2 separate regions of the Homo sapiens genome follow, and region 2 is linked to region 1. The links are chromatin loops, found by intact Hi-C in ENCODE. Cell type or tissue: CD4-positive, alpha-beta T cell. All regions are shown on one strand. Links, peaks and the distances in the headings refer to the core of each region. The heading gives the core; the rest is flanking DNA.

The links. Hi-C counts contacts between places; a loop is a spot of excess contacts. Peaks named below come from ENCODE experiments on the same cell type or tissue, not always from the same donor. Only the 100,000 strongest peaks of a DNase experiment are listed, where the experiment ranks them.
Region 2: a loop joins it to region 1, with 4 times the contacts of the local background. A loop is called at or near these places in 5 of 110 quality-filtered maps.

Annotation. Positions count from the first base shown.
Region 1 is chr9:31,258,771-31,261,705 of GRCh38, reverse strand. No RefSeq gene overlaps it. Among named protein-coding and RNA genes, the nearest start is that of LINC01243, 120 kb to the left of the region's middle. In CD4-positive, alpha-beta T cell, for the core only: no CTCF peak of the experiment used is centred there; a DNase peak (open chromatin) is centred at 1,655.
Region 2 is chr9:31,345,735-31,348,669 of GRCh38, reverse strand. No RefSeq gene overlaps it. Among named protein-coding and RNA genes, the nearest start is that of LINC01243, 34 kb to the left of the region's middle. RefSeq lists enhancers at 1,365-1,424, 1,455-1,524. In CD4-positive, alpha-beta T cell, for the core only: no CTCF peak of the experiment used is centred there; a DNase peak (open chromatin) is centred at 1,429; H3K4me3 peaks cover 657 bases; H3K27ac peaks cover 2,477 bases.

The DNA of each region.
Region 1 (2,935 bases), core at 322-2,821:
TTTTCTTTTTATTATTTTTATAAAAATGATGACAATAAAATGCAAAGTTTAAAAAGCGCATGTCAGAACATTTTGTGTACCTCCTGATTATGAAAATAATTTTGTTTTTATATAACTAATTACTATAGAGCTTTTATGATGTGCCAGGCACTCTTATGACTGCTTTATAGAATGTAACTCATGTTCATATGAAAATAGTAAAATGAAAGTATCCTCCAAATACTTAGAATGCCATCTTGTAGGAATTGAATTATAAGAAAATTATGTTTTTATTTTATACTTTCAAACTATATTAAAATATTAACATTTAATATAATTTAATTTTTGGAAGTACTAATTTGCCATTTTACTTCATGCAAATAGACAATAGGCATTTTTATTTCATGTAGATATTTTATGATTTTTATTTTCTATGAAACAAGAATATGATTATTGCTTCACATTGGAGATAGATACCGATATAGATAGATAGATAAATTCTTTTTTGAGACATGATCTCACTCTGGTCACTCAGGCTGGAGTGCAGTGGCACGATCTGGGATCACTGCAACCTCTGCCTCCCAGGTTCAAGTGATTCTCCTGCCTCAGCCTCCCAAGTAGCTGGGACTACAGGCGTGCAACACCATGCCTGGCCCTAATTTTTGTATTTTTAGTAAAGTTGAGGTTTCACCATGTTGGCCAGGCTGGTCTCAAACTCCTGACCTCAAGTGATCCACCAGCCTTGGTCTCCCAAAGTGCTGGGATTATAGGCGTGAGCCACCATGCCCGGACTGCACTGGGGATATCTTTCTAAATGTTGGTGTTGGAAGCCATCAGATCTAGATTTCGGTAAGACTTGATTTGATTATGCACATATACCTATAGTTTTTTAGGTCTAATTAACATAGTTGTTTAGAATCTGTAAAAAAGGCAGAAGTTTGGGATTGATTTTTTTAATTGAGCAGTTTGCTGTGTTTTCTGATTACAAATTACCATCAACTATACTTCTCTGGCCCCGACAAAAACAAGAGTTTTCCTTGTTTTTCACAAATTGCTTTTTTACTTGGAGGTGGTGGTGCCTATGTGTGAATCATTTACATTGTATATTCCAGTCATTGCGTCTTCATCCTGTGAATAAGCAACCATCACATCCAAGTTGTACAATGTGATTTAAAGAGTTTTATGAATGGATATATCTCTCATGTTTATGAAAAATATATTAATCCTTTACAAGTAGATGTCAGTTGTGGATAGTTATTTCATAAATATGCTCTTCTTCAGGCTTCTCTTGAATCTCAGTGTGTGCCCTAGAAACTGAGGAGATATGTTGGCCAAAGGAAATATCCAAATCATTACTATGAGTTCTGTGTCCCTTTGTTTTTTCTGTATGTTTAAAAGTATTTATCTATGGAAATGCAAATATTGTTCTACCACCTGCATATATCTGCTTTTCTTTACTCTAATTTGCCTTTGGGTTATTACCACTGTGCTTTACTTGGTAATAACCCAACTCTTTTTGCAGAAAGTAACTTCTATTGCCATTGCTGAAAAACCCTTTCACTCTCTTTTGTCATGTCTTACTGTTTCAGAGCGTATTTTGTTTGATCTTAACTATTGCTTGAGGCAAAACAGGTGGTTCCCTTCCTTGTTTTAAACCACAGCAGATCAAGGTTCTCTGATGATGGTAAACCTGAAGCCTTTATAAAGCCAAACTTGTTGTGTGCAAACTTTTCTCATTTTGCACCTGTCGTTTTTCATCAGGGTTCATCATAGCTACCTCATGCTGTGTAGCCACATGGCCACCAAAATGACACTTACCATTACAAATAAGAGCACAGCTTGAGGTCTTACCAGCTTTTGTAGAAAGAGAATGTTTGAGGGAAAATGAAAATGAAAAAAAAAAAAAAAGAATTTAACTCATTTAAGAATATTCCATATATTTTTATTCTTGTGTTTACTATTTAAGGTCATACACTATATATTGATTTTTAAATATATTTCAGAAAGAAGACTGATGAGAAATAGATGGAAGAGTATATAGGAAGAATGATGACCTTAGTGATTGCCATTAGGTAGTTTATTAATCTTTCCCACTGAAAAATAATGAAAGGAAAGTAAATGGAAATAAAGCAAAAATGGCTCAAGTGACTCAATATAATAATATATAATATAGTATATAGATTATACATATGTATGGATATATATGTACATACACACACATATACACATACACACAAATATATATAATTTATATTTATGCTCTTTGCCAATTAAAATATTGATCTCACTATTTTATGCAACGCTAATTACTTAGAAATAAGTGTAATTTGCTCATCGGTCTGAATAAGAGGTTACTATTAATTTTATACATTTCTGCTTTTTCTGCATTTTTATGAAAAAACATCTTTACTATTACAGAAAAATCTATATTTAAAACCAATATTTAAAATATTATGAATTATGTAAACATACTTAAAACACAGTAAAGCAGCACATTAAATGTATGCACACACACATAAAACTGGTATCATCTATACCAAACTCTAAAAGGTATGGTTCCAGGTAGTTGGACAATGCATAGTTTATGTTCTTTATTTAGTTTTTCTGGATTTGCTACATTTTCTCCTATAGATATATACAATATAAAATAAGGAAAATAACTTTATTTGAAAAAGAGAAATTTAAACCCATACAAATCACTGTGACAAGGGGAATAATCTGAAGTTAATTCAAACTTCACTAAACCCAGCAAAATAAGTATGAGGTAATTATTTTTGTGGGAAGGTAATTGACCTGTGCATTTAATATAGTTTGAGGTAACTATGCAAATAAAGTTTTATTATTATCAAAAGTATAGCCAGATAATATGGGAGACAAATTTCAAACAATTTAGAAGAAAAATATACAAGAGGTGACAGCATGAGATGATGTAAAAAAAAAAAAAGTAATGCAAGTT
Region 2 (2,935 bases), core at 153-2,652, 87 kb before region 1:
AACACTTTAGCAACTGTTTTTTAAAACAGAGCCTTCTTATTCAGATTATTACATTGTTTCATGCTGATAATGATAGCACAGTTGTTTGGATTGAATCTATTTTACCAAACTAAATGCTTATATCCTCTCCCATTTTGACAAATTTCAAAGTGCCTCTCAATTGTTGCTGTAATCTTTAGATCCTGTGGAAGGTTTTTTCCACACTTTCAATACTGACCTCTAAAAGGTAAATCAGTATACTTCTTTAACACTCACAAATTAGTAATCATCTGTAGAATGCTTAGAATCAATTGTTAATTTTCAGCATCTTTTGACCATCACTGGTCTGTCTCTGACCTGTCTAGCTGTAGGGGATAAAAGCTTATAGCATGTGAGGTTGATTTCTTTGATTTCTGATTCAGTGGATATTATTCTCATCAGAACATTGAGAATGCTTTCAGCATCACTGAAACTTTAAGACAGTTGGCTCTCCCATCTCAGGTGTGCCAGGAGGCAGTGTATGTGTGTTTACATGAATACTAACCAACAGCTGTCCCTCTCCAAGCCTTTGTAGTACTATCTTCTCCCCATAAGGTTTTTTAGTAGGTTCCAAATTGAAGTCACTATGCTATATGTTGTCTACATCAAGCAAAGCCAACATAATATGTCATCTCTTGAGGAAATTACATCCGAATTCAAAGCTCATTGTGGCACACTTTTTCAACATTTGATATTTAGAAAAATACTAACATCTACGATTCTTTTTTCCTTGATTTAAAATGAGATAACTAAATACATTCTAGTATTAAGTGAGATACCGTATTTAAAGTGATTAGTGTCAAACTTTACATCCAGCAGTATTCAATAAACATTAACAGTCATCACTATTATACTGAACTAAAGCTCTTTGTCTCCAGATATTCTGCTCTAGCTAGAATGTAGAATTCGTAAGAAAAAATTGTTTCCATTTTTTGGAAATTGTTTCCTAGATAAATTAAAAGTCCTATGTTTTTAAAGGCAAAAAGTGCTGGTGATTCAAAAGACTCTTAATGATTATGTTCCAGAGAAATACCAGAAGTTTCTAGAAAAACAGAAACCAGTGATCTCTTCCTTCTCTCAGGCATATGTTAAACCTCGGCCACGGGTGGGTAGAGGATCAAGCCTGCCAAACTTAAAGGGACTGTTATGGGATAAGGAGAAACCAGCGGAATGGATAGCAACCATTTGAACTGATGTGATAGATTCGAGTATGTGGGATCCCAAATATACAGCTAAGTTTTTCCTGCCTGCCAGTTCTTTTTTACAGGACATTTTCTGAAAGCATAATAGAATTGAAGGCTGGAGGATGGATTGAAAAACAGAAATAAGTCTTTGAAGTCCTGCTGTACTTATATCACAACATCCTGCTAGATGTACGGAACCACATGTTATTCTTAAGAACAGGAAGCTAAAAGGAAACTGAAACTCACTCAGCAGCAAAAACAAACAGGCCAAACAACTCAGCTCAGCCCTGAAAGGATTAAAGTATTGTCCCCTGCGTGTAAATGTATATCAAAAGAGAAAAATATAATAGTATTTGGTCAAATTACAATTTTTTTTGAACACAATATTTGGTATACAAAAAACATTTACATAAGGGGCAGAAAACCGTAAAATTAATATTCATATTCAACAGTTAAATAAGAAAATGGGAACAGAACAACAAACAACCTAAGTGTTAGAAAAAACACTTTATAAAAATGATTACAAATAAGAGAAAAATCAGAGAGAAAAGTGGACAAAATCAATGAAAGTATTGGTCATTTTAACAGATGGCTGAGAATAGGAGATTATTATTTTCACAGAAATTTTATAATTTTATAAAAGAACCAAATGTATTTTCTTCAACTAAGAATTTTTTAAAATCTTAAATAGTGTTGCTTGGATAGGGTAACAGCAGACTTGTCACAGAAGAAAAAATGGCTTAGAGAATTTAAGATACATTAATAAAACTATACAAAGTATAGAGTGAGCATAGATTAATTTATAAATAAAAGAAAAAATTAAAACAGAGTATCAGTCTTCTGAGGTAATGTCAAATATTTTTCCATGTTAGGAGACTGAGAATAACACAGAAAGATAATTAAGACACAGAAAATTTTGAAGATACAATATGAAAGAATCTCCTAAATTTGTAAAACCTTTAATATGAATTTCAGTAAGCTCATTAAACCCCAAACAGGATTAATACAACACAAATACACATATGCACCAACCCAAAGCATATCATAAAGGCTTCATAAAAATGCTTTTAAAAACTTAAATATTGTCATCACTGATAATGAAACCCAGATGACCAGAAGGCAATAAAATGTCATTTTTAAAGAGCAAAAAGGAAAAGAAAATCTAGTCAATAGTTTTTAATCTAGTGAAATATCCTTCATAAATGAAAGTAAAATAAATAGATAACTGGAAAAATGAAAGCTGAAAAAAATTTGTCTCCAGCATACCCACAATAGAAAAAACAAAATTTACTCTTCAGGTAAAGGAAAAATGTTTTCAGGAAGAAGCACAAATCTGCAGGAAAGTATGAGAATGATAGATTAATATAGATAAAGATAAAAGTCTATAATAAAACATTAAAAGATCTGTGTAATTTTGGATGTATGGCTTAAGTAGAATAAAATATGGTATTTATTTATATATCAATAATAACAAAAGATTGTTATTCTTGTTAACAGATTATTAAAATATTAATTCAAACTGAGCTCAAGTTAGCCATATGTATTTTAAAGTGCTAAGTAAACATTAAAATAGGAAAAGTGAAATGCAATAGTGCTGACAAAATAAAAAATTACTTGAGTTCCTCAAAAGAGACAAAAATGTAAAAAGAAAAAACAGAAGGAAATAGCAATAGCTTGTATATTTTAAAACAACCTCATCGGTAACTATATTAAATATAAATGGTCTAACCACT